Linked DNA regions of Mus musculus: all the other regions are linked to region 1. Evidence: chromatin loops called from intact Hi-C (ENCODE). Cell type or tissue: left cerebral cortex. All regions are shown on one strand.

Region 1 (4,000 bases):
TTACCTTCATTCGCGGGGTATACCCTAGAACCGGTGACAGCGTCGCAAATTCCAAAGAGAAACGAAAAGAGGATGAAATAGAAAATCCCAGCCATGGTTCGCCGGTGCCAACGCTGCTCCTGCCGCTTCTATCCCAGTGGAATAAATGCTTAAGTTAGGAGTGCAGCAGTCTGAAGACATTGCCAAGAGGGTGGGACCGGCCCGTGACGTACACCCGCCAGTCCAGAGCTCGTGACCAATAGCAGTGCAGAACCAGCGCCACGTCCCCACCCCCACGGTGCAGAGCCCACCCCCGAGGTCCCGCCCCCTCCAGCCTCCGCAGGGCTCAAGGTCTCCCGAGGCTGGCTTCCCAGCAGTGATGGGTCTGTGCCCCCACGAGAGGCCCCAGACCTTGTCTCGATCCTTGGGGATCGATCCCTTGGACGGCAGAGGGAACTTCGAGAGACTCCGAAAGGACGGTGGGGAAGGCCAGAAAACGTTGGCATTCCCCGCCCGGCCCCAAGTCCGGAGGTGTGCGAGGGAGAAAAGACTCCTGTTGAGATGAAATAAGTCTGAAGTTGACCTGCACCTTGGCTCTTGCCCCTTGCCGAGGTCGTCGGGTCTCTGTACTGTCCACCCCAGCTAAGGTCGGGCGCTCTCTGCTGCACGCAGCCACCCTCACTGCCAGGTTTTGTGTCTTTATGGCGTTCCTCCGTGGGAAATGCTTTGGGCTGGGGGACTTTCGTAGCTTGATAATTCCTTTCCTTCTTAGTTACCTAGCCAGGGGGACCCAGTCATCTCCCCAGCAGCAGAGCGCGGTCACTTGTCCCCAATCTTCCTAACGTTTGGAAGTGATCCCTGGCCAGGTCCGGGTGTTCACATCGACCGAGCCCACTACGGGACTATGAAGGGAGAAATCACCTCGCGACAGCCCTAGCTACCGGGAACTCACTGTGCTTTCCAGGGAGTGTCCCTGGAACCACTTCTAGCCATTCCTGGACACTTAGGTGTAGAAGGGGAAGGTTGTAAGAATGCGAGCACCTGCTGCACAGAAGGGACAGACAGAGGGTCGCAAGCTGCCTGGAGCAGCTACTGTGGCTCTGAACTCCGAAGTCTCCCCGGTACTGATGGGGACAGTCTCCCAGGGGACCAAAATGAGAGGCTCTACCCGCAGAAACTTGTCCCACAACCCCGCGTTGTTCTGGGTGCCAACCATCGACTTCCCAGGGACGCAGACACCATCCGGTCCTCCGATGCTCAGGCCACCGGGGAAGCCAATTTGAGCGCCAACCGCAGCTCAGCTAGCTACCAAGGGACCCGCCCCAGTTGAAACTGGGTGGCTGGTCCCCAGGCGTTTGAAGGGGTGGGATTCCAAAAGATCCACCTTCCGTGCTCGCCTCAAGCTGCCCCTCCTTTGGCTCCCTCCCGGGCCAGATTTTCCTCCTCCAAGTCTGGGTCTCAGCCTGAGTGGAGTTTGAGTGGAGGCACTTTGCAAACAGCAGGGGCAGAGTATCTACGTGAACCAACCGCGCCACCTGCCGGCCAGATGCGGGAGCGCGCGGACCCGGAGCAAAGCAGAACGGACAAAGACCTCAGCCAGCCAGGCAGGTTGTCCAAGCCCGGCTAGTAATTTATTTACAGATTTGGTCAGGTCCTCCCATACTACGGTACGTAAAGTCCTGTCTCAGCTTCCTCCACCTAGACTACGAAAGAAGAACTCGGAAAACGTTTCATGGAGGAACTTCACATGCAAAGGATTTCATGAGTAGCTTGTCCCCTAAAATGGGAATATGGAGTTAAAAAAATCCAAGCATCACCGCAAGGTGTGGAGCAGGTAGAAATCCGAGCGTGGCTCCAGGCGCTTTCTGGTTGTTGTCATGGAGAACGATCGCGTTTCCCGTCCAGGGCTGGAGAACTGTGCTTGCAAATTCAGACCCGGACTAATCACACCAGCAACTTTTGCAGAAGGCAAGAGTGCGCCGGTGGGCAGTAGCTGAGTCGGTTGTCCAGAGGGACAGCGGCTAAGGCTCCTGGCATTTTGACTCTGCGGTTTGGAAAAACCTATTGGAATGTCACCCACAGGGGAAGTGGATTTCCGTTATTGAAGCTACTGATTTTACATCAGTGAAGCGCGCGGGGGGGAGGGGGGATTATGCACGCAGGAATATAAGTGTGTGCATAAATTATTAAAAATAACCGCGCTAAGTCCCCTTAAGAAAAGTCTCGATTCTTTCATGTGTCTTTCTGGCTTTTACCGAAAATAAATAGATAAAGATCTAGGATCCTATAGTTTGGCACACAGATTGAGAAAGGAAAAGAGCAACCCGGATTCTTGGGAAACATTTTTAAACAATAGGTGCCACTTGTGTCTGGGCAAGCGAGTGAGTACTGTGTATTTTCTATAGTTGAAATAGAAAACTAGCTGCCCATCTCGCTGAAAGCAGCAACATTTCGAAAGCACGCATCCCATCCCATGCGCACACTGAATATTAATCATCTTTTCTGGCTACAGATGCCTGAAAAAGCAGAGCTGAAGCAAGGATACAAACAGTCTTCCCTTGCCTACCTTCCCTTTGCTTCACTTCTCAGGCCTCACCGCAGCCCAGCTTTGAGGAGAACCAAGAAACTAAAGGCTAAGTGAGGGAAAGCCTGTCTTGTAGCCTCCTCAGTGAGATCACTGGGCATCTGTCCAGTGACCCCCAAAGAGAACACTCTCCTGGCCACTGGGATGACATCTAGGCCGAGCAAATACAGTTCTTTTTTGTTTGTTTGTCTGGTTTTGGTTTTGGTGTTTTGAGACAGGGTTTATCTGTGTAGCTCTGGCTGTCCTGGGACTCACTTTGTAGACCAGGCTGGCCTCGAACTCAGAAACCCGCCAGCCTCTGCCACCCGAGTGCTGGGATTAAAGGCATGCGCCACCACGCCCAGCGCAAATACAATTCTTTAGTGCAGAAATGAAAACATAGCGCTGGCCCTGGTGACCATCAATGCAGAACTGCTCTGTGCATTGTATACTCTAAGACCCTGGGGGTTTCTAGTGTTCCCCTCTTTATAACAAGCCAGTGGAGTCACATAAACACAAGATAGCGTTAGAGTTGCAGCTACCACCCAAACCACTTGGCGCTAAAATAAAATACACCTTTAGTCCCAGCACTACAGAGGCAGAGGTGAGTAGATCTCTTGTGAGTTCCAGGGCAGTCGGATCTGAATCGTGATTTCTACCCACGCTCTATAGTATGACCGTGTATCAATACATACAAACATTAAATAAACATAAAGTTAAATGGCTGGATTTCTTTAGGCGAAAGGACCCTACCCATAAGAATTCGTGTATAATTTGGGAATACTGAGAGACATGTTAGAATATTTGTGCTAATAAGCATACTGAGAGGGATAATTTAGATTACCTTTTGTCTTTTTGGTATTTTGCCTACCACAAAGATTTGAACTTACAAATTAGACTGAATGCTCAGTTGAATTAAAGCTAGATTTTAAAATATTTTTAACATTAAAAATGTTAATGCGCGCATGTGTGTGTGTGTGTGTGTGTGTGTATGTTTGTGTGTGTGTGTGTGTGTGTGTGTGTGTGTGTGTGTAAAGCATCTATTTGAAGGTACCCACAGAGACCAGAAAGAAAAAAAAAAGCTTCAGATGTCCTGACAGATTGTGAGCCACCTGACATGTGAGGACCGGGAGGAGGAGGAGGAAGAAGAGGAAGAGGAGGAGGAGGAGGAGGCTGGGAACCAAACTCTGATTCTATGGAAGCACACAGAGGAACTCTGAACCCCTGAGGCATCTCTTCTGTCTCCATATAAACTAATAACTGTAGCTATGCTTGCATGGAGAAATCACTAAGACCTTGAATGTTCTTTTCCACCAAGGACCTGAGCACTCAGACTTTTGGTGCTACAGGAGAAAGGGGAAGGGGCTGACTCCTTTACTTCCTGGAATGAGAAGGGGTGGGGCAATGACCTTGAGTTTCTTCCCTTCTCTCCCGTGGACTGAGGACAGTATGCTTGCC
Region 2 (4,000 bases), 380 kb after region 1:
GTAATAGTAGCTCGATGGTAATATCATTTCACACAAAGGGTAGGACTTCGTCTCCTGTGCTTCTATCCCCACCTCAATGGGAACCTGGAAGTATGATATGTCCAAATATATCAGTGAACACAGAAAAAAAAAACAACATATTTTCCTAATCAGGGTAAAATTTCTTAGCAATGTCATTGTCAAAGTTCAGGATCCTAGGAAAAAGGAGAATGCTATTACCTAGCATTTCCATGTAACTTTATATTTGTCATGTTAAAAATAAAAATGCAAATTGCTAAAGAAGGAAGACAAAGAGGTAAAGCGATGTGCCTGACATATATACCTGTAAGAATTGTTTAACTTGAAAAAAGTAAAAGATTTTAATAATGTAAAAAAATACTCGAACGGCTGGAATCACAGAGCCAATGAAGCGGTTACTTCTCCATCAGTTTGTTAAGTTGCTTGGCTGATAGATGAAGCAAAAAGACCAGGACTCTGACTATATAGATTGTGATGTTTGTAAGAAGGGACTATGTCAGACCATTATTTTAAAATATACTCACCTAAATTAAAAGCCTTCTAAGCTTTTATTTGGTACTAGATTCCAAGACTGGATACTATATATCTTTGTTCTTTATAGTTACTGAAGTGCCCAACCATGATGAAAGGCTTCCTTTATTTTTAATCTACTATTTCCATAATGAGAGCAATGGATAATTGACTCAATAAGGTCAGAAAATAAATAAATCAAACACTTGGTTCATGTGTTTCTAAAGGAATACAACAAACAAACTCTTGGTCAAACAACACTATCAGTTTTTCCTTGCCTTGTTCATTCATGTCTTTGCTTAAAGCAAAAGGCTCAGCCAGCTACAGTTTTCTGCTTTTCATAAAAGGCATTACATGTTATGTAAGAATGTGTTAAGAACTGAATTAAAAGCAGATTAATACATTTGTGAATTGAATAAAATGGGTACAGATATTTCTGTATCACTCGGGAGAGAGAAGGTTCTTCCTGTTTTACTGAATTATTTTCCTTTTTAATTGCCACAGATACCTGTATTCTGACAGCACCAATGAGTGTCGTACTGAAGTCCCCATACATTCATGAATTAAAAAAAAAAAAATGGTCCAAGAGAAAGACCTGGGTTTTCGTCCTGTGATGCTGCCAAAGATTCATTGTTGTGTGACCATAGTGATCCATTTGATCATGATTCTGCTTTGCACCAGCCAAGCGATGGCCTCATAGTCGAAACTTCTAACCTGTCATTTCTCCTAATGACTAAAATCTCCACAAATCCCATCTCTCCCCATCTCCAAAGAGGCAAACTATCCCTCTTCTTTGTCTGTTTTTGTGAATCATGTGTCAGCATTTCTTACATTAACTCACTATAATGCATATAATTTTGTTAGAGACTGACTAAAACATAAAATCAAATCAATTAAGAATGTATGATATTCTACTGTAGGAAACAGCATCTTCTAAGAACTAACGTCTTTAGATTACCATAAATAAATCATTGAGGATACTTGTGCATAGATCTTTAACCATATCTCTCATTTTTCTCTAGGTTAGAACTCAGAAAAAATGTTTCTATCAGATCAAGGGGTGATAAAAATCATACTTACATAATTATAATTTCTCATCTTCCAAGAAGTTAAACACCCACCGCATATGGCCATTGCCTTGTGCATTGCTCCTATAAAATAGCTATTTACATCCTCTGCCTATTTTTCAGTTGCCTTAAGTTTTTGCCGTCTCATTAAATTGCATGTATAATTCGTAATTTAAAAAGTGGTTTGGAGAAAGGCAGTTAACAAATGTGTCATCAGCATCATTTACTTATTTCTGTAAACCTTCCCACTGAAAGCCCTTCTTAAAGCATCTAAAATTTTCCATTAATGTGCTGGGTAGAGAATCAGACAAGACGCCTCAATTACCCAAAGGCAGTGTTGGGCTGCCACCTAGTATTTATGTGTGGAACTGCCCGAATTATGCATTGAGTGCGTTCTCATATTTATGACATATGGAATTCTGTAATCATAAGAATGTCACCTTATGTACCAAAGCATTGACATAAGCTCAAAGCTAATATCAATGAATGCAAGAGCCAAGGTTCCCACCCACTCACAGCAAGGTATGTTGTATATAGCCTCCACACTTAACACTTGTTCACCTTGACTGAATAACAGAATGATAGACTGAGCACCAAGAAAGCCTGGGTCCTTATGAACTTACCTCCATGTGCCCAGGACTTGGTTTCTGTAATCTAAGGAGTCACAAAGAGACACTGTCCTGTCACTCATGCCCGGCCCCTTGCCCCAGATGATGCATGGCAATGGCGCACTGCATTTTGTCCTGGGACCACCATACTTGTGTCAGGCCAATGGGTTTTCCTCCTAGCGCTGTACCTTCTTGTCACTTTTCTCTCCTTCACACATGAAGATGCAATCCTTCCCTTGGTGGAAAGGCTTGGCCACCAACCCTCAAAACTGTGGTCCGACAGAGAACCTTGGTGGAAGAAGGGTTGCAGAGTGGTGGACACTGATGACAGTGACAATTGCCAGTGTCCCCTCATCACACAGCATCTGCCCATACGAACAAGGACTACTCCCAGTACCTCCTCATCCTCCCAGTGTTTCCCCAGGCCCTTCTGGCTCTTATATGACCTTCCTTATAAATTTCCCCCAAATTCAGCCCATTGTTGCTCACCTTTTTCCATATCTTGCCCTAAATTGAATTACATATATACTCCTTTAAGACTCTTGGTGCTTTTGACAGAATTTCTTTAGCCTAATATAATCCCACATGAGGTAAAAACAAAAACTTCTTCCCTTTCTGTTAGACATTGATCCTGCTTGTCCTTTCCTTCCTATCAACAGGGGATCATTCAGGAGTGATAGGATTATGACAGTCCTATTTCTTTGATCCTTCATAGTCTAAGTCTACATCTTCTCTGCTATGCTCTACGAGTATCTTTTTTTGTATATGCCCTGACTGGACAGTGTGTTGGTAAGCTGAGTCTATGTAACAGACAAGTCTCATCTTGAGCATGAGCCTCACTGATGAAGTCCTGACACCCACTTGGGTACTCTAGACCCCTCAGTGTGATCCAGAGCTGCCTCTTAATGCTTCCTTACTACCCTGTCCCACCAGGAAGCCTGTGCTCTGCCTATCCTTTTATCTGGGTCCTCAGAACTTGTTCTGTAAAGCCACACCTACTGGGCAAGGTGAAGAAGGGTATGCATGCCATCTGAGGTTTGGGATTTTTTTTCCTAATGCAAATCTTACAGCCCATTTCATACATTAGATCAGAATCTGTCTTAATAAGATCCTGGGAAATTCACACGTGCTTGAAAGTTGGGAAATACTGAATGCAAACCTGCTCCACATTCTCTGCCATTGCACCTATTCATTCCCTTAAATACAATTTGCAATCTAAATTGGTTTTGTTTATTTTCTCTTTTTCTTTGTATTGCTCCTTTGTCACGCTGGAGAGTGAGCATTGGGGCAGCCAAGATCTTGGCATACAGTGTCATGTTTCTCAGGAGGCACCCAGTCACTCTGTCATTGCTTATTGCATTGAGTTCTGAATCCATTTCCTCTTGTTCCTCTTTGGTGTGACACAGCCCCCATCCATCTTGCATTCGCTCCTTTCTGGATCTTGTTCATTCATCAAATGACAATTTTTTAAAACAACAACTTTTTCTTAGTGTTTCAATCACACTGCATCTCTCTGCCTTCCAGGAAGCTATAGGATCTACTCAGACAACTAATCACAGTATCACTTCAAAGATCCCCCCACTTGGGGAGAGCATGAATGCAAACTCCCACTACCATAAGTTATTCAGTCATGTTTCTCACATTTGAGAAAGTTTCAGGGGTCAGCACATCTGGATTGCAATGGATAAGCCTTGCCCTGGGAAAATCATCTTCTTGATCATGTTATCTCCTCTGCCAGGTAAGGTTTCATTTGTCTATCTATGTATCTATGCATCTATCTTTCTATCTATGTATCTA
Region 3 (4,000 bases), 420 kb before region 1:
TCACTGTGATGGGACTCTGGCCAAAGGCAGACAGGGTGAGGGCATGAGGTGTAAGGGTTACTGGGATGAAGGCAGAGATGCTGTAGCTGTACAAAGAGGAGTACAAAGATAACAGACGCCACAAAGAAAAGGGGAATAGGAGTTCAGGAACACTGAATGAAAGTTTCTCCAGAGGCCATATTCTTAATCTGAGTTGTCAAATATTCTTCAAGAAAACTTCTGGATAGGTTCTTCAGTGTTTTATCATGACTTGGATATATTATTTTTATAATCAGGAAAAGCACAAACACTTCCCCCCTGTGCTTTTGGGATGTGAGGTGCTAGCCACTCAACCTCTCTGCTCCTGCTCCCTGGTGCCCCTCAACCTTTCCAAAGGTCTTTCAAGTATTTCAAGATCAGAGCACACACATTTAAAACAATCAATCAAACAAACAAACAAACAAACAGTAAAAACATTTATTTACTCTTTCTCCAGGTCATTCTGCATGACCACTATTATATTTGTACAATGAAAATGTGAGCATATTCAGGAGTGTATCTAACTATGTGAGATAAGCACTCACCTTTCCCATGGTTCATTTGAGCAAGAAAATGTTTCAAAATCCTTTACACACTTCATGTCTGTCAAAAAAAAACAAAAACAAAAACAAAAACAAAAACAAAAAACACCTTTCTGTTCTCCACAGGTGTTTATGGACTCGTACTGATCAAATAGTTCCTGGGCAGATCAAAGTTTTCTGACTAACCAATAAAGAGCATGTTTTTTTAGCTTAAAAAATAAAATAAAATTTAGACTAGCAAGCTGTCTTGTATTGATAGCTATTCAATGTAAATCTGAGAATTCGTTGGACACTGTTGTGAGGTATTTAAACAACCTAGCAGCAAGCAAGGAAATAATGTAATCCATCTTGCAAAATAAAAGCCTTGTTACCATGATTAAAGCCATAAACCACTAATCCAGGAGATGTGCACTTACGAAGAGGTACAGATTACATAAAGGCATGCACGTCTTTCTGTGTTTTATTCCTGTCTTGCATTTGGCTCATCTTTAAATAATTTGATAAACATAACAATATCAATGGCTAAACATAATTTTATAAACAATGAAGAAAATAAACCAGGTTGTATTAAATATTAATAGGCCATATGCTGCTTTAAAATTATACATAAAAGGGGTTTTTTTAAATATACAAATATACAATTGGATAAAAAGTGCAGATTTAATTCAACTGGGATTTGGAGGCACTGCAGCTTTAAATAAACATCTGGATTTTCTCTGAACTAAATGCATTAGTTGGTTTTTAAACCACATACAATGAATATATTTAAATAATTTTTAGGAATATGGAAAACAGAAGGATCTTATAGAAAGACAATTAGAAAGAAATGAGACTGGTTTTTCTTGTGTGTTCTATATGCCAACTCTGAAAGCAATTAAATAAAAGATTTTTCAAAATATTTTTAGCATCCATGAAAACATATGGACGACAGGGTTCACATTTCATGTATTCTCTATCTCCCCCTACCCCTAAAAAAAGCCTCCTGGTCTTAGGGTCTTAGGTCTTAGGAAACTGAGTCAAACCCTCGCGACTGCTAGGGGCTGCAAACGCCTCATCTGTAACGATAAGAATAGTCTCTGTCCCATAGATTTATAAAGATTCAAAGAGAATGAACTTGAAAAGTTGGCATCAAGTCTTCCTCACTCCAAGTTCATGGTCCCTTCTGGCTGCTCTCATTATCGTTTTATTATTATCATGATTGCTTACCAGGAATTTACTGGGCTTGTTAAAAAGCCAGTCTTTCACTTACTGTCAAGCCTCGTCTGATCCTACTCTTAAATCCAGTCGGGATAATGCATGATGGGTAAACAGACCATTTGGACAACTTGCAAACAATTCTCAATGCTGTAACTGTTGTGGATAACGAGTTAGGGAGAGAGCAAAGATCCAGAAAGCACGGGAAGAGAGGTGTTCCTAAATTCAGAATGAATTAGGAAAAGCTGTGCCGTGGGTGGTGAGACTTCACAATGTTAGTGTGGTGTATAGATAATGCAAGGGTTACTCTGCCCGGCATCTTGGATGTTTTCCCTCGTTTACAAAGACTAGAACAAGAAATAGTACAATTGGTTTGTTGCTGATGCCCACGCGCACCCGCTAAGCACTTAGAACAGCCTGCGAGAGCCTCCGAATCCTTCCTGGCTGAGCTGGTTTTGAGATCCTTAGGGATTAAGCACTCATTGACAGCTAAGCCTGGGAAATGTCTTGAGGGTTACATTTGGTACCAGTTCTTGTTAATAAATGTTAAAATACTTCTCTAGAAAATTGAATACAAATCTTGAGCAGACCAAAATCCAATTCTAAGAACGGCGTTCAAGTTGGGGAGGATTTCTGTCTGTTTTAGTGGACGACGCATAGGTCGCATTCACTGCAAAGCACATTTAAATATAAAGGCTCCAGGGATCCTTCAGTACTTCCCTATGTGAATTTTCAGTAGGGGAAAAAAAATGGGCCTTTCATGAAAAACAGTCTCAAACTACTCCCTTCCACTTGGAATTCATAATTATGCTTAATCTGCTGCTCCTCCTGGCTTGCTTACAGGTCCTGTTGGCAGGTAGTGAATGCAAGATCATTTTAATGGGGAGGGTCCCCTGGGAGTGGAGCAAAAGTTTTGAACATTTACTGGATCACAGTGGAGGAAGGCCAGCTGTTGTGGGCGGTGAACTCCCCATAGAAGCAGGGGTGCGCATGCGTGGCTTCAAATCCACAACCTGGGAAAGACAGGCTAAGTGTGCAAAAGATGGCCCAGTGTGGGAATGGGGAGACAGCCAAGCACCCCACGATCATGTGCTGGCCTGCAACAAAGCCAGACGGGAAAGCCTGGTGAGACTGAGCCTGCACCCAGCAAGGGGCATACTCCTGGGTCGGCTTTCCTTTTGTGCCCCAAGGGGCAGGTGCTAATGAGACGGAGCAGTGGGAGATGGGACAGGTTTGGCCCCAGCAAAAGGCTCATTCAGAGTTGCCCTGTCTCTGCCACCCACTCAGGATCCGCCAAGGCAGCTTAAGTTACCATCCTCATAGCATACCTAAGGATATGGTTACTCACAGACCCTCCTAGAAGTGAAAGAGGCATTTCTCAGTGCGTGCGTGGTGTGTGTGTGTGTGTGTGTGTGTGTGTGTGTGTGTGTGTTCCGTGTTTTGCTGTATTTCGTTGCCTCCGTGTATTCTTTATATTTAAACTAGATTCAAAAGGAAAGCATGCTACCAACTCAAAAGGCAGTTCTTCGTTTTCATCGGAATCATTCTCTCATTTGTTCTTTCATAGCACTGACTTTTGTATTTGAATAAATATGCTTGAGTATTTGCGGCATCAGGTCCTAATGCACCCGTGCCCTTTTAAAGGCTGAAGCGGCTGCAGATGAAATCCCTTTAGCTATTTTGCAGAAAGACACTCATCCGCAAGCTGACAGCTCTGTGCACATACTTCAGACAGTGCCTTGTGTTTTCTCTTGGAAAAAGAATTTACCAACAAAACACATTAATTTATACTTTTGATTTCCATAGTCCCTTAAACCTATACACGGTGTGTGTATCTAAGTGTGTGTGTGTGTGTGTGTGTGTGTGTGTGTGTGTGTGTGTGTGTGTACAAGCACATGGAAGCGAGCATAACATTCATAATGAACTCCTCTTGTTTTGAGGAATCCCCCCCCACCCCAAATTACACCGTGCTCCAGTGAGTGCTTAAGCATTTGCTGTGGGTTGTGAGACCTGAGGCAGCGCTTAGGTGCACAGCCTGGAGACTAACTTATGTACAGGTCTGGTAGTCTTCAAGTGAGAAGGAAATGTCTGGAATCATTCGCGTGGGTCCCCTAGCATCTTTAAATTCTACAGAGACCCACACTGGATCAATATGCAATTTAAATAACAAAGAAAAGGAAAGATCCTGATCATAGGAACTTGTCTTAAATCACCCTGAGAAACTTCCTGAAAAAAACATACAGGAA
Region 4 (4,000 bases), 330 kb before region 1:
AGAAGAGGGCGTTTGTTCGGGTGTGGAGTAGATTTTTGTGGTGAGCGTAAGCAGGTCTTTAATTTTACCACATACACAGGAAATTTTCTTTTAATTGAGGTTTTGCTCATAAATTCCTGTTTTGTGTGTGCTTGTGTGGTCTTTCATATGCATCCAAGGCTAGGAGGTTGGGAGATTTCCTAAGTTCCTTTTGTGTAATTCAAACTTCAGAGGAAGGTTCGCCAGGGAAAGACTAAACAGCCATGGATGTTCTTTCCAGCTCTGCCACCCATGAGTTTGTTCCTGACTTTATTCCTGCAAAAAAAAAAAAAAATCATCGACCTGTAGTAACAGAATGGCAGGAGGCAGCTCCAATCTTCTCTGTAGTCACCATGTCTCCTTCAGTCCTGTGCTTAGGCTGGATGATATGAAGGTACAACTACACACAGCCACAAACTGCACACAACAGCAAACAGGACATGTCTTCTTCATTGGGAGTGGCCACCATGGCTCAAAGAATATCTGTCACAATAATTGGGGTTTTTTTTTCCATGCACACATGACGAATGAAGTTTGGATATGAGCTCTGTTTAGCAAGAGATCCTATCTTATTTAAGTAGATGGCCATTAAGGAAGCCACTTCACATCAACTTTGGGCCTCTGTATGCATGTGCAGACACGTACATGGATGCCCATAGAGATACACATGTGATCATGGACATGTAACCATGCATACATGCACAAGTGCATCTCACATATACATACACTTGTAGAAAATAAGTAAAAGAGGAATTGGGACCCAGAGGTGTATATGATCACCAGCTGGACCATCCATGCAGTGCTTTTTAGCAAAAGCACTAAACATGTGCGTGGCTATGCAAAACACCATAATTTCAATTCTGAGCTGTTATACTGAATCAAGATACCTTGTAGGGAGCTCAAGGTGAGAAGATTTAGAACAAGCTTGCTTGTAAGACTCCTTCAAATCATAGGAAACAGTCTACTCTCGGGTTTGAAAACTGACCCATTCCTGGGTCTATTTTTCCATCTTCCCTATGACTTAGCAAGGTTCAAGGGAAATTTCTGAGCTCGATTGCAGTTATTTTCCTCCCTTGCCCCAGCGTACCAAGATGCTATCTGAACTTTTGTAGTAATGGATCATTTTTGCTACGTGCTTTACCCTGTCCCATCCAAGCCTGAGACCCGATTGGAAAGCACGTGATCCAAGTCGGGGACAGTAATAGCGGGAGGAAAACTGAGAAGGCACATCTAGAGCTCAAGGAAGAGTCTGCAAGATGGTGATTGTCAAGTTCAGGCTCCAGAGAACAGTACTGAATGCATTGCTTGAGCATACGAGTTAAGAAGCAATCAGAATCAAATATGTGGTCCAGCTTTCGGGCTGGATGTTCACAGCTGATGTTTCTTGGTGCTCAGCATTTTCTGGAAAGTCATCTTGCACTCTGAATGTATTAGTTCATTTAAGCCTCAATATCAGTAAGTCCTGGGACACACAGATATTAGGTAACATGCTCAAGGTCAGACATTACTAGATATATCAAAGCTGGAATTTGAACCTAGAAAACTAGGTTTAGCGCTTCTGCATTTTATCCCTGCCTTGGCAGTCTCATGGGACAGTCAGGCAAGCAGATGGTTGAAACTCAGACAGACAGAAGTCTACAGCACTGTCCTGCAGAACTTCCTGTAATGACAGAAGTAGCCTTTAGGGGCACTACCCAATGCCAGTGCTTCTTCAACATCACTTTCAAACACATGAGATTTGGTAGTGGAATTAAGTAGATGAGTTATGAGGAAGGGTGACACTGTTACATTTTTACTTAATTCTCATTAATTCAGGTTTACACTTTCATAGTCATATGTAGCTAATCGCTATGGGCACAAATGGATAGGCAGCTTAGAGGCCCAAGAACAGACCTCAGTAAGAACTACTGGAATATAGGCAGTAGACCTCAAAAGAAAGGCAAATATTTGCCAAGCCAAAGCCATATCTCTGATCAAACACATCTCCCGTTTAAACCTTCTCCGCTGCTTTCAAGGAGAAAACACAAATCGCTTCCTGCCCTCCTCAGCCACTTCACGAAGCATGCTCAGTTTCAGAGCAGCACCATCCTCTGCAGGGTGGGTACCAGGCCTACCTCCACTGCCCTCTGCCTCAGCATGTCCCTGATGCCTCTGCATACAAAACTACAGTTTGTTTCTCTTGCCAGGACAACATTTGCTCATAAATTTGCCTACCCAGCTTTCCTTATCCTGTCCAACTTAGCTTTTGAGGGGCAAGGTCAAAGTCATGTCCTCAAAGAAATCTGCATGCGTTTGACAGGCTCATCATCCACGGTGCCTACATTGGAATCTTTCGCACACCTTCTATCTTCATATGCCATAGAGCTTGTTTCCAACTCTCCCCTAAGAATGCATCCTTCCTAGAGACCACTATGTTTTCATGCCTACATTCTCAGCTTCTAATCTGTCAGTTACTTGGCCCACAGTAGGTGCTCTGGAAATGTTTGCTGAATGCATAGCTGGAAGTCGGCCTGCAATGAGCAAGCAGGACAGGTGCTTAAAGGGGAACAGAAAGAGTTCTTAACTTATGCGTTCTTGCTTCCTGGACCACTCCTAGGAGACTGAAGGTCACAGAAAGACACATTGTTGAGAGGATCAGAGGCTCCTGACAGGCACAGTCTGATATTTATTTCCTTTATACCTCATTTCATATTTAGATAACACCTTGCTGATATTATCTCCCTAATCTTTCCATTAGGGAAGTGAGAAGGGAAGAGAGAAATGACTTGTTCAAGGTTATAAAAGGCAGAGCCGGCAGGAAAAAATGCGTTAACAGACCCCAACTAATCCCAGGTCCTGTGTGCATAGGATTTAGGATGTGCCATATTAGCACTTTAAAACTAACTTTCTAGAAAGTAATTATGAGTTGGCTCTGTGCCTTGGCTTTTGTACCTGGGATGTCCGACAGGCTATGCATGCCTGCAGCGTTGTGGAGACTAGTATACAATACAAGTAGGGGATCCAGTAGTTGGCAGATAAAGAGATAGTAGTGGGAAGTGGGATGGGGGTCCACTGAGATCAGAGGAGGCAGCGTGGGGAGAGGGGCAGGCAGAAGGTAGAGGCCCAGCTGTAATACCCTGGCAGCAAGCAACATGATGACACCAAAGACAAAGAGGAAAACCAGCAAAATGAGAAGAGCCAAGATGGTCAGCCTTCCTTGTCTGGTTGGCTAGATTCACACATGTCGGGCTTGTCTGTGAGGGTATTTCCCCAAGAGATTTAAGTGGGGGGTTTAAGATCCATGTGGCTGGCATGATCCCAAGAACTAGGATCTTGAGCTAAACCAGGAAATGAAATAGGAAGCAAGAGACCCAGCATCCACTTTTCTTCTCCTCCCTAAATGAAAGCATGAGATGAGCTGTTACTTCACATCCCCTCCTCCGAGAGTTCCCTGCCATGGACTGAATTCCCTCAAACCATGAGCCCAGATCAATGCTCCCTGACAAAGTTGTCTTTGTCAGGTATCTGATCACAGAAAGAAGAAAAGTTAATTCCTATTTTTAACTTTTATATCAAAATGGACAAACACTAAAAAAAAAAATTACAATGGTAGATGTTCCATTAAATACTTAAAGAGTTAAGTATTTAGCATACATTATTTTAGTTTTCCCTAAAAGTCAAAAAGGCAAATTTGAGCGTTATGTCCATTTGAGGTTGAGAGAAACTGGGAGATTTCACAGCTGCAGTGCCTGGCAGTGTAACACAGTTTGCTAGTAGCAGCTTTCTGCTTTGTCCCACAAATCCACTGAGAAACTCTGCTGCCCAGAGTCACTCACCGTTCTAGGTTGCATCAAGGCAGATGCTCCTCTTTAGAAAGATTACCACCCTCCTGGCCACACCCATATTCTTTAGGAAGATCTAACTGGTTCAGCAAGATATTTCAGTAATTGATTTGTATATCTCAGTCCGCAAGAGTCACACACACACAACACCACACACACAC
Region 5 (4,000 bases), 410 kb before region 1:
TAGCTCTCAACTGTTGCTGGAGATGCCATGGCATGTGTATTTCCAAGCCTGTCTGACTTCCTACAAGAAGGGACTTATAGTTGGAGCAGGAATTTGTTGAATACTTTATCCTTAGCCTAGGCACACAGTTGATGGTTAATTGATTTTTATGAAATAAATAAAGAGCTTACCAGAAATAGTAAAAATGACAATAGAAAACACTCATAAATAAAACTTTGGATGTAATTGGTCTTTAGACCAGTGAACAGCAGCAGTCAGTCAACTTTTTCTTGATAGACGGTTTGTGATGAAAATATGTGGACATTGTCCATAATCAATATTTTCTAGCTTAGACAATGCCTTACTCAGCAAAGCAACTTTTAAATCTACCATAGACTTCTCGACTCATGAGTTATAAATGTATGAATTGTGCTCACAGGTGTCCTATGAGAGCTCACTGTTCCCAGAAGCACATTCACAATTTACCTCAAATGAAGAAACCTTTGCTAGCCTGTTGCCACAGACCCACTCTGGTCAGCAGTAGCATCCCACACTGGTCAGCCTGACCTTGGCTAAGAACTGGCCACAGGTGGTCAACCATTCCATGGTTTCCATCAAGGTACCAACCTCACTCAGCATGTCCCTGGCATTCTGTAAGGTTTGTTCTTTTGCCTCCATAATTTGTAATAGACAGAGACAGTTAAAGTGGAAAGCATAGCAACGGCAGAACTGCCTCAGAAGGTAAATAAAAAGGACTGCTTTGTCTACTCTATTCTCTTTCGGAAACATCCCCTGCATCAGTGAAAAAAAAAGATGAAACATCTGTGCTTGTTATTCTAAGTCCTCGCTTCTAGGAAAGGCAACGGGGCTTAATCCCAGAGACCTGTTCCTTTACCTCTTTCCTGCCCCTCCATTCATTTCATAAGAAAAATGTTTGCCAAGCTCTCATATGCTATTATGCTCATAGTCAAGATGATACACTGTTACCCTAGGAACCAAAGTGTCATGCAGGGGGGAAGATGATTTTAGAACCCCGCAGACTTGCTTTCTAACCATAGTTTTACTATTGTGCATGACTTAACAAGTGACCTTGGTTAAGTGATGTAATCTCACTGGCCTTTCAATTCCTCTGAGGCTTTAACTTCTGTCTCAGTAGGATTTGGAGAAGATTAAAAGAGGAAACAGATGTTTGCCACCTAGCATGGAGTCTGACACAAAGTCAATGTCCATTGATTAGACTATGCCCATTGTGTTAGCCTGGACTATACAAGGCATATGATAAATATTTACAGAACAGAGGAGCAATCAAATCCCTGCAAAATGTGAAGGGCCAATGCTTTCCTCTTGCTACGAAGTCCCAACCCACCCCATCTCCTAACTCCCATTAAGAATCCCAGCAAGGATTTACCAGTATGATTGAATTAAAATCACATTATGCTTCCTCAGTTGATAATGAGCATTATCCAAAGGATTATAGAGATGAATATTTACAGAAAGAATAAAAGAAAAACAAATACATAAGAAGAAACTGGATAATAGAACTTTATTTGGTTCTGCTAGCCAATATCTCATACCAGTTGGAAAACCTAACTTCCTAGCAGGTGGCTTTTCCAGGAAAAAAAAAGCAATATTAATAAAATTTAATTGACAATATAATCAAGTGAAATTCCAATTAATATATACATTAAGGCCCATCTATCACTTTATTTTATTCTAAGTTGTTTGATACTTTAAGAAAATGTCTTAAAACTGAACATGTATGCCAACCTGGCAGTCACTCCTCCCTGCCCTATTGTTTATGGTGGAGACTTATGGTCAAGCCCCCAATCCTACATTCTCTCCTTTAGTATAGACATAGATGGAATACATTTCCCACCTTCCCTTGGAGTTGGGTATAGCCATCAATCAAGGGTTAGTCAATAGAGAAGAGAAATATAGTCTCTCTCACTTTGAGGTGTGGTCTCCTGACACCTCATATTCTAGCTTTTCTTGCCTTGGGCTTCAGAAATGGAGACAACCTCAAAGTGGCTCTAGAACCTTTTATCTGAAAATGGCTGCACATTTTTAATACTCAATCCTTGGATGACCTCAAGAACCATCAATTCCACCAACATGTTTATGTGCCTTACAGTGTGTGTGTGTATAAACTAAACTGCTTTTGTCCTGAGTCCTGATGCAGACGATGGCCCATCTGTGACAAAAATTACCCAGCTCTTCCAACATACTGCTGAGAAGCAGTCTTTCTGTACCAATCATCCCACACAGAAGTGAAAGGATGGAGGACTCAACCAACATCACTGTGAACGTTCAACAGATGCAGAATTCCTAAATTATCTTTCCTAAAATTCCCTACTCGAATTTCTACCAGTCTTTGCTTTCTCACATCCTGTGGTTTCTCGGTGTGCCTTGTACTGAACAACTACTTTAGCTAGCATGGACAAAAATAATACTCATTCATTCATTTGTTTCTGCATTTCCATCATCAGTGTGAAAAAGAGCAAGTGCTTAAATATCCTTGTATGTAGCACATGCCAAGAACCCACATATTCTTCACACCATAGGAAAAATTGCAGCAGGGCAGAGCCAGTGCTAGTTACTCCTGAATACCTAGCATGCAAACGTATCCAGGGAAGGCATTGAGTAACTGTCAAGTTCCTTGTGAATAAAGACCCTGAGAGTCATGGGAAGTACATTCTATACTAATAGCATATATGGTGCCTAAAATGTGTGCAGCTATTCTGTGGGCTGCTCAAAGAATGGGATTAATAGGAAAGAAACAAAAGAAATAGCCTCTTCTCTCAGTAATGAGCTCTGGGGAAGGCACAGCACAGCAGGAGGACTGAGCTGGACTTTGTAACCACAGCAAAGGGCAAGTACTGAACTAGGAAGCCCATGTGCCTCCGGTTCTGGGCCTAGTGCCCTTGCACACACCACTCCTTCTGCTACAGTTCTTAAAGGCTATTTTAAGATTCAGCAGCCTTTAAGCCTTTTTTTTTTAAGAAGCTTCCCTAAGCCTTTTTTGTTACACAAAGAAAAAGCTGTTTCTCCTAAAATAAAGAGTTGCTGAAAGCCAGAAGCTTCTGATTTAACAGAAAAAAAAAAAAAAAACTCCAAACTCATCGATTTTAATCAACACTAAAGTGGGAGATCTCAGAGTCTTAGATTCGGTGCATTTCTTAACATCCAGTGTTTTAGAGAATATTTAATTAAATCAGCCAACCTGGAAAAAATATGCAAGGAGAAAAATACACAGAAATGTTTTGAGGCTTACATAGAGAATCCTTTTGTTCATTGCAAAAGCTGAAGGTCCATGGGCTTAGAAGCCAAGAAAAAAAAAAAAAGTTCATTCATCTTTAACTCTATGCATGGATATACTGCGCATATTTTTTACCTGGTCATGTTAATTCATAACTGTCAATCAACTGTTAAAAACCTTAATTATGTATGATGACATACAATGTCACTGTTTGCCACTTAAATAAAATCTTCATTCTAAGTTCGGATACCCTGCTCACTGCGTGTCCAGAGTTGTATAATTGTTATAAAAGTGATACACATACATTATGCACAAAATTCAGGAGAAACAATGAATTAAGCAACATCAATTATTGGTAAGGGAATTTAGATTCATTTTCCAGTTTTATCAACCTTTCTGGAAGGTTTCATAATGTGTTTTCTACAATAGAAATTTTCTGTGATAGCATTTAGAACTTCTGAAATATTCTGGGTTTTGTACAAGAGCACGACATTCATAGCTAGAAGGCCATCTGTTCAACTTCATGGCCTCATGCAAACACCACCACACTTCCAGTATGTTTTTAAAAGCAAACGTGATTTTGTATAACCTGTTTACATGTAAATATATTATTTTCAAATTTTTGCTCAAGGAATTCCAATTATTTATTGAATACCACACATAAAATGGATTTTTTAAAAATATATTTAGGTTGCAAAATAAGGGCTAGGGATGGGTCGCATGATGGAGCACTCTCTGCTTTGTACATGGCTCTGTGTTTGATCC
Region 6 (4,000 bases), 1.0 Mb before region 1:
TCATGAGGACAATCTAACTTTCTCAACTTCCCAAATCAAATGGCGTCTTACTTAAAACACCTTCACAGAAACACTTAGCATAAATGGGCACCCAGGAGTCATCAAATTTACCCCTATTCCTTCTATAGCAGTTCAATAAAGTCTTAGAATTTTCCAGGACAGGGTTAGATTTGTCTCATATTCCTGTCATAGCTCAGATGTTTGTCATTGGTTTGGGGTTTTATTTATTCATCGAAAATTCTATACATGCGTCGTGGTTATACCCAGCCCCAATTACAACCAGTCACTTCCTCTAGGAACCTCAACAGACCTCCCACCCATTGATGTTCTCTCCTTTTTTGGGTCCAGGAGCCACTTGCTTCTCTATGTGGCCACTCAGGTATCTCTTCCCCTCCACATTATTCTGCCTCTGGTACCAGATAACATTCCATTCATAGATATAACCATGCTGTGCTAAAACTAGATATGTAACCATCGGCTCAAGCTCAAATTCTCCAGAGGACTAAACATAGCCTCAGATCTTGTTTTTCATAGCATTTCTCATGGCTGGCCTAATGCCTGGACTATCATAGGTGCTCAGTAAATATTTGTTGAATAATCCTTGCAGCTTTAGGGAAGCAAAAGAAACAAGCATTTCTAGTGAGCAAACTGGGGTTCTACTCACAAGCAATTATGTCATTCCTTAAGTGTAGACTTCCCAGAAGGCACCATGCTTGCCATTCATTCCCTAGAGAGGGAATCTGAGGACAACCAGCAGGAGCACCCTGGCGAAGTTGAATCACTGTGGATGGTGCCTAGGGAGAGAGGCAATCTTTGAAGCACCCAGGCGGTAACCTTTATTTAATTGGCAAGATGGAAATCAATGGCACATATGGCACTAACAATTTTAGATTTTGGATTAGTTTGCAATGATTTCTGCTGATCAAAATAAAAAATATTCAATTAATCTTCAAACCATTTGTGTGTGTGTGTGTGTGTGTGTGTGTGTGTGTGTGTAGGAAAAATGTCAATGCATTTGTTACACTCTTAAAAGAAAATTGGATATTGAAATCTGTGTGAAGGAGAAAAACAGAAGACCTCTAAAGTGGCATATACAGTTATCTAAAAGGATGTGTATATTCAATAAAACCTCTACCTCTGTTTTGGAGCCAAGAAGAGGTAAGTACTGGTTAACAGATTTTTCTTCTTATTATTTCTTTAGCTTTTAGCTTTTAAAACTAACACACAAAATATTGATGTGCTTTGTAGTATTTTTAAAACTAATATATATATATATATATATATATATATACTCATCTTTCTGTCTTCCTCCCTCCCTCCTCCTCTTCCTCCTCTTCCTCCACTGCTGCTGCTGCTGCTGCTGCTGCTGCTGCTGCTGCTGCTGCTTCTTCTTCTTCTTCTTCTTCTTCTTCTTCTTCTTCTTCTTCTTCTTCTTCTTCTTCTTCTTCTTCTTCTTCCTTTCTCTCTCTCTCTCTCTCTTTCTTTCTTTCTTTCTTTCTTTCTTTCTCTCTTCCTTTCTTCCTTTTCTCTCTTTCTCCCCACCCTCCTCTCTTTATTTTTACATCCTGACTACAGTTTCCCTTCCCTCCTTTCCCCCTAGTTCCTCCCCTCTACCCTCATCCACTCCTCCTCAATTTCTTTTCAGGAAAGAGCAGGCCTGCAATGGATATTAAGCAACAATGGGTTATCAACTTGCAATAAGACTAGGCACCTCTCCTAGTACTGAGGCTTGGAATAGGAGGAAATCAGACAAAAGTTAGAGTTAGAGACAGCCCCTGATCCTACTGTTAAGAGTACCACAAGAAGACAAAGCTACTCAATTGTAACATATATGTAAAGGGCCTATGTCAGTCCTACACAGTTTCCCTGGTTGTTGGTTCAGTCTCTGGGAGCCTCTGTAAACTCAGGTTGGTTGATTCTGTGGGTTTTCTTATGGTGTCCTTGACCCCTCTGACTCCTACAATCCTTCTTCCTCTCTTTGGCAGAATTCTCCTAGCTCCTTTAATGTTTGGCTGTGGTTATCTGTGTCTGTTTCCATCAGTTGCTGGGTGAAACCTCTCTGCTGGCAATTAGACTAGGCACCAATCTATGAGTATAGCAGAATATCATTAGAAATCAGTTTCTATCCTAGCTCTCTGGGTTATTCAGCCTCTAAATGGCCTCTCGAGGTGGATACCAACCCAGTCACAAACCTTTGGGTCTGTAATACTTTGAATCAGAAATGTCCTCTGTAGTATCAGGCATTTGAATCTTTGCCTCCAGTTGGTGGCACTGTTTAGAGAGCTTTAGGTGGTGCAATCTTGATGGAGGAAATACATCTCTGGGAACAGGTTTTGAGAAAAGCATTTTGCCTGCTTCTAGTTGTCTTTCTCTGCTTTATTTTTGAAGCATAGGATCCATTTCTCTATTTCTTGGCATCCATTTCTCCTTCTGTGCTTGGGCAATTGTTACCATAGCTACCAGTCATGATGAACTCTTATCCTTCTGGATCCATAAGACAAAATAAAACTTTTCTTCTGTATGTTGCCTTTTCCATGGTATTTTATCACAGCAACAGAAAGGTAACTAATACAGATGGAAAAATCAGGAAGTTGATAAAATTTTCTTCTTTGTGGACTAAAATAATTGTCTCAATAATTACCTACTTCATTTGAAGATTGGTTCTGGGAAGAAAACATAACTTTATGTGTGTTAAACAGAAAAGAATTTATTCCAAGGCATAAGTGACTTAGACAACTGTTGGGAATGCTAGAGATATGGATGTCAAGAGCCAGCATTAGGGTATGGGGGAAGTAGCCTAGTGATAAAAGCCATGATGTTATCACAAAGGATTCAGCTGTCACCACCCCACTCCTGACACTAGAAGTTGGTGATGCAATATGAGAATATGTCTCTGATCATTCACATTGATACGACTTCACTCGACAGTAGGACTGCAACTTGCTGAGGGGCTTATATGATGCCCACAGGGCAGATCCAACCTAGAGCCTTTGTGTATTTCCTAATTCAAAATAAAGTTTTAATTTACTGCTGACACAAAGTAAGAAAACTACCTTCCATTTTTATATCTTTTTTAACTGTGTAATTTTTTATTAGATATTATCTTTATTTACATTTCAAATATAAGTCCCTTTCCTAGTTTCCCTTCTGAAAATCCCCTACCTGCTCCCACATCTGCCTGCTCACCAACCCTCCCACTTCCACTTCCTGGCCCTGCATTCCCCTATACTGGGGCATAGAACATTTGCAGAACAAATCTCCTCCCATTGATGACCTATTAGGCCATCCTCTGATACATATGCAGCTAAAGCCATGAGTCCCACCATGTGCTTTTTTTGATTAGAGGTTTAGTCCCAGGGAGCTCTGGGGGTACTGGTTAGTTCGTATTGTTGTTCTTCCTATGGGGGTGCAAACCCCTTCAGCTCATTTGATACTTTCTCTATGTCCTCCATTGGGGACCCTGTGCTCCACCCAATGGATGGCTGTGAGCATCCATTTCTGTATTTGTCAGGCACTGAAAGAGCCTCTCAGGAAACAGCTATATCAGGCTCCTGTCAGCAAGCTCTTGTTGGCATCTGCAATACTGTCTGGATTTGGTGATTGTTTATGGAATGGATCCTCAGGTGGGACAGTCTCTGGATGGTCCTTCCTTCAGTCGCTGCTTTACACTTTGTCTCTGTATCTCCTTCCATGGGTATTTTGTTCCCCCTTCTAAAAAGGATCAAAATATCGACACTTTGGTTTTCCTTCTTCTTGAGTTTCATCTGTTTTGCAAATTGTACCTTGGGTATTCTGCGCTTCTGGGATAATATCCACTTATCAGTAAGTGCATGTCATGTGTGTTCTTTTGTTACCTCACTCAGGATGATATCCTCCAGATACATCCATTTGCCAAAGAATTTCATAAATTCATTGTTTTTAATAGCTGAGTAGTACTCCATTGTGTAAATGTACCACATTTTCTCAATCCATTCCTGTGTTGAGGGACATCTGGGTTCTT
Region 7 (4,000 bases), 1.6 Mb before region 1:
ATGTCTCATCTACCTGGCAGCCTCTGTATGTGTTGCATCAAGGAATGATGGGAGGTGAGGCTTTACCTGAGTCATGCTGATTGCTGGGCTGAGGGCAAGGATGTGTAAGGATGTGCGACCCTTATACTTTCTTTTGGGTATTTCCCATTGTCATTACATTGTCCCCTGGTCCTCAGCTTCCTCTGGAATGTTTGATTCATAATTGTAGCTTGAAGCCTTTGCTGATGTCCTGACCTGCACTCAACCCCCTCAGACCTAAATCCAAGTGCCCCCCAACCCCAACCAGTTGAATGTCTGTCTGCTTCAATGAGGAAAGCTGCCAGGAACTGGCACATAAACCAATGTCTTGTCTTGACCCTAGCTCAAGCCTAGAATGATTAGCAAAAGATCATTAGAAATGGCTGCTTGTTCTCTGCAACATTTAGCATCATAGCCATGGCTTCCTTCCTGATGTAGAAAAGAAATGGAAATGAAACAACACTGTAGTTTTTCAGATGACTTCTTAGCTCTCCCATATAAACCCAGAAGCTCCAGGCTAGAATCCATAAAAGCAAAGAAACGCAGTGCAGGTTACAGGGGCTTCTGGGGTGTGTATCTCCTAATCTGATAATATTTCTAGCCGAATCTACTTCCATTTCTCACCTCTTAACTGACTTTTCAGCTTCTACCCCTACAATTCTTATTTCCCTCAGAAGCAACTCTGATCCTTTTAAGTTGTGAGTCTGAGTGTGTCAACCTTCTGCTCAGTGTCTGGGCCTCTAGTGGCTTCCCATTGTTCTTCTGAGAAGAGCTGAAGTCTTGACAGTGGTCTCTGATGACTGAGGGCAGGGGCTGGACAGCGACTATTTTGGCCTTTGCCGGCCTGGTGTCTGTGTGCTCATCTGCTGTAGCATGAGCAAAGCCATGGAGGATAAGGTAAGGCACAGCACGGCTATAACCCGGCACATTACCACAAAGGGCACGGGGTTGGATCTGGTCCATGCCTGGCAAGCTCCTGTCCCTTTTAGAGATTTGGCCTTAGATACCTCTCAACCCTCTTGCCTTCTGCTCTCGTGCTATGCTTCAGGCCCATGGGCCCCTGCAAATTCGTCACGCTCTCACTTGGGCCTTGAAACTGGCTGGGTTCAATCTAGAATATTCTTCCCCTACAACTTTGAGTGACACATTTTCTTATTTTCTTTGTTTCTGTTTGTGGATCTTTATCGAGAGCTCTCCCCACTCCCTAATCACTTCATCTGAAATAGCAAAACTTACTTTTGGCACGCCATCCTCTTTACCCTGCTTTCTTCTGCTTGGAGACTGTTGCTACCACCTGACATCACCACTCATGGAATGAATAAATGATTCTTTCGGGGAAAATATTACCAGGTGCCTCCTTCATGCCAAGCAGGGAGCCGAAATTCCAATAGAGAACAAAACATAGGCTTTGTTATCGTTGTACACGAGTGGAGCTTAAATAAACATAAACATGGGAGCCAGAGAGAAGTGCTCTGAGTAAAATTAGGCTGGCCAAGGGGGCAGGTTGTGGGGTTCTTTCTCTTCGTTTGCCTTCTGCCTGGCTTCATCTGAGTTAGAGAAAGCCGTCAATCCCTCCTCCCTTTGCTGCATAGTTAGAATCTAAGAAAAACTCAGTGCCGACAGGGGGCGCCACAGCTCTGCAAAGAGGTGAGAGCCAGACCCAGGCTGTCAGGCTTCTGAAAAGGGCAGGAAGGGAGCTGAAGGCTGCAGCCTAGGGACTGGGAAGTTGGAAGTTATGGGATGTAACAGGATCTGAACACTACAGCAGCCTCACCGCAAGTGTTTTCCATGGAGCGCTGCCTAAGCTACGGGGCCTTGCAGAACAATGCGCTTTTAAGTTAGATGCTTAATAAATCAGCCAGGCATGCATTATTATGCCGCAATAGAGCCCTTGTTGTGTCTTAATGCTCAATTAGCCAGTGCAGAATCTGGGTCGGGCTTTCTATCATCTTGGATGTGTGGCGGGAACTGGCCCAGGTCTCATTGCTCTACCCGGGAGTGGATGCTTTTGTATCTTAGCAAAGCCAGGCACTAAGGTTGAAGGGAAGTCACAGATTGGGAGAACTAGACCTTGACACCGACCTTCCTCAAAGTGGTTCAACTCCAGTTGATATAGATGGGAAAAAAATCAGTTCACAGAGAAGTTACTTGGCCCAAATCTTAAGATGAGTGAGATTCAAAGCCTCCTTTCTGATTACTGATTCTGGGTCATATATTAGCTTTCATCAGGCACATTTTCAGGACACCAACGATGCCTTTCCTATGCCTGTGACAGGTGCCATAGACAGTAACGCCTTCCCACTGTCTGATTCTAAGTTAACCACTAGCCAGAAGAAGCCTCATTTATTTGAACACAAATGGATAATCAATTAAGAAAGAGCCAAACAAAGAAACCCCGATTTTTATATTTTATGGACATCCCAAGGGTGAGGGTCCAGTGTCCCCATGGTACCAGATTAAAGACAAGAGTAAAACCTTACCCTTGTTGAACCCTGCCTGCTGCCTCCTGGGTGTTCCGGCATTCTCTGGAGTGGAGACAGGTAGGCACGGCAGCTGCAGAGCATCATAGCTTGAGGGTCTGCTTTCTGCCTTTTACATGTGATTTACATACATGGGCACAGTGCATGCTCCGTAGTCTCTTCTAGCTCATTCCCTCCTCAGAGGGTCAGAGTTGTGCTGAAGTCCCCCAAGACTGCAATTCCTGTTAGGTCTCCATAGTAAGAATGTGTTGACTTTAGTCCTAGTCTATTGACTGTCTGCAAGGCTGTTTACTAGTGCCAGGGGACGCAACCCATGTGACTGGAGAGACCCTGTGGCCCCTGTCAGGCACCCACATCAGTATTTGAAGTGGAACAGTCCTAGATAAGAAACACTAATCAAAACCATAATAAGACACTGCTACTCACCTGCAAGTAGGTTGGCTAAAATGATAAAAGTCTAACAATATTAACATTGGGCAAAGATGTGGGTCAAGTAAACTCATATGGAGTTGGTAAGAGTGTAGGTTGGCATGGTCACCAAAGAGGATCATTGCACAGGAGTATTTAGAGATAAATGCACCCACCTGCACAGTATTCAAGTTTTTATACTCCAAAGTCTTTCTTCAAGGGAAGCCCGTGCATTTGTTCAGCAAGATAAATGTTCCAGATTATTACTTCAGAATAGTAAAAATATTGGAAACTACCCAGGAGGATAAACAAACTATCCAAACGTGCGTGCAAACTGGATGTGCTCTTGCGGTGGACAATGAAAAAGAAAGACTGTAGTACGTATTGAATGACAGAGATAAACGTACAGATGCAACCTGAGGCAAGGGGGAGCTGACACGAGAATCTATACTATAGTGCTCTATATACATAAGAACAAGGACAGACAAGCTAGTCTGTAGTGATACAAACCAGACTCTGTTTACCCCCACAGAGGAGACTGGGTCAGGAAGGGACATGCAGGAGCCTGCTGGGGAGGCAGGAATGCCCTATTGATATGTGACGTCCAGCGAGTCTTCTAAAGTTTGGACACTTACAGTCTATTTGTCAGACCTACATGAAATCAAAGGAGAGCGAGGGGCTTGGGAGAGGAAATCTGCGGAGCCTTCTGGTACTATACCCTACCTCGGGCTTCCAGGACTTAGCCTCTGTTTTCAAACCCCTAACGAACACCACCTTGCAGTGTGGATGATGCTGTTTGGTGCCCAGACATCAGTTCTAGTACTTCCCCTGTCAGCTTAATGTTTCAACATGCCCCAAGCCTGTCGCCTGTCTCTGCTATTTGAATAATATATTCAGGTGTGTCCAGCTTCACACTAAGCTGAGGCTGACAGAATTTTGTCCATGGCCTTCAACCCAGTATGTCATACTTGTGAGAAGATGGTAGTGAGGTTCTTACTGCCTCTCCCTTCCCGCAACTCTCCAGCGCTGCCATACAGTTTTGAGGGGCACCTGGAGAGTGCATAGCGCAGCGGTTCTCAACCTGTGGGTCTTGA

Evidence for each region. Peaks named below come from ENCODE experiments on the same cell type or tissue, not always from the same donor. Only the 100,000 strongest peaks of a DNase experiment are listed, where the experiment ranks them.
Region 2: a loop joins it to region 1, with 6 times the contacts of the local background. A loop is called at or near these places in 9 of 42 quality-filtered maps.
Region 3: it touches region 1 in a loop (2.8-fold over the local background); 4 of 42 quality-filtered maps call a loop at or near these places.
Region 4: a loop joins it to region 1, with 2.3 times the contacts of the local background. A loop is called at or near these places in 5 of 42 quality-filtered maps.
Region 5: a loop joins it to region 1, with 3 times the contacts of the local background. A loop is called at or near these places in 3 of 42 quality-filtered maps.
Region 6: it touches region 1 in a loop (5-fold over the local background); 3 of 42 quality-filtered maps call a loop at or near these places.
Region 7: a loop joins it to region 1, with 11 times the contacts of the local background. A loop is called at or near these places in 16 of 42 quality-filtered maps.

The regions. Positions count from the first base shown.
Region 1 is chr1:77,514,937-77,518,936 of GRCm38, forward strand. Epha4 (Eph receptor A4) reads right to left here and starts at 152. Exons shown (of 18, transcript NM_007936.3): 1 at 5-152. The coding sequence starts at 95. In left cerebral cortex, a CTCF peak has its summit at 1,537 (motif pointing left); DNase peaks (open chromatin) are centred at 198, 489, 1,458 and 1,881; H3K4me3 peaks cover 2,282 bases; H3K27ac peaks cover 1,612 bases.
Region 2 is chr1:77,894,498-77,898,497 of GRCm38, forward strand. Gm33083 (a long non-coding RNA gene) reads right to left here and starts at 1,801. Exons shown (of 5, transcript XR_373562.2): 1 at 1,609-1,801. The region is part of intron 3 of Gm33030 (a long non-coding RNA gene); the gene reads left to right. It overlaps Gm26263 (a small nuclear RNA gene), which reads right to left and starts at 3,949; the gene lies at 3,786-3,949. In left cerebral cortex, a CTCF peak has its summit at 1,947; a DNase peak (open chromatin) is centred at 1,920; H3K27ac peaks cover 839 bases.
Region 3 is chr1:77,099,875-77,103,874 of GRCm38, forward strand. No RefSeq gene overlaps it. Among named protein-coding and RNA genes, the nearest start is that of Mir6352, 390 kb to the right of the region's middle. In left cerebral cortex, no CTCF peak of the experiment used is centred here; DNase peaks (open chromatin) are centred at 2,108 and 2,856.
Region 4 is chr1:77,182,472-77,186,471 of GRCm38, forward strand. No RefSeq gene overlaps it. Among named protein-coding and RNA genes, the nearest start is that of Mir6352, 310 kb to the right of the region's middle. In left cerebral cortex, a CTCF peak has its summit at 1,713; a DNase peak (open chromatin) is centred at 3,840.
Region 5 is chr1:77,107,726-77,111,725 of GRCm38, forward strand. No RefSeq gene overlaps it. Among named protein-coding and RNA genes, the nearest start is that of Mir6352, 390 kb to the right of the region's middle. In left cerebral cortex, no CTCF peak of the experiment used is centred here; DNase peaks (open chromatin) are centred at 2,379 and 2,861; H3K27ac peaks cover 1,089 bases.
Region 6 is chr1:76,512,917-76,516,916 of GRCm38, forward strand. No RefSeq gene overlaps it. Among named protein-coding and RNA genes, the nearest start is that of Mir6343, 5.4 kb to the left of the region's middle. In left cerebral cortex, a CTCF peak has its summit at 2,260 (motif pointing right); DNase peaks (open chromatin) are centred at 679 and 2,274.
Region 7 is chr1:75,924,280-75,928,279 of GRCm38, forward strand. No RefSeq gene overlaps it. Among named protein-coding and RNA genes, the nearest start is that of Gm32622, 10 kb to the right of the region's middle. In left cerebral cortex, a CTCF peak has its summit at 1,653 (motif pointing right); DNase peaks (open chromatin) are centred at 1,010, 1,302 and 1,642; H3K4me3 peaks cover 210 bases; H3K27ac peaks cover 377 bases.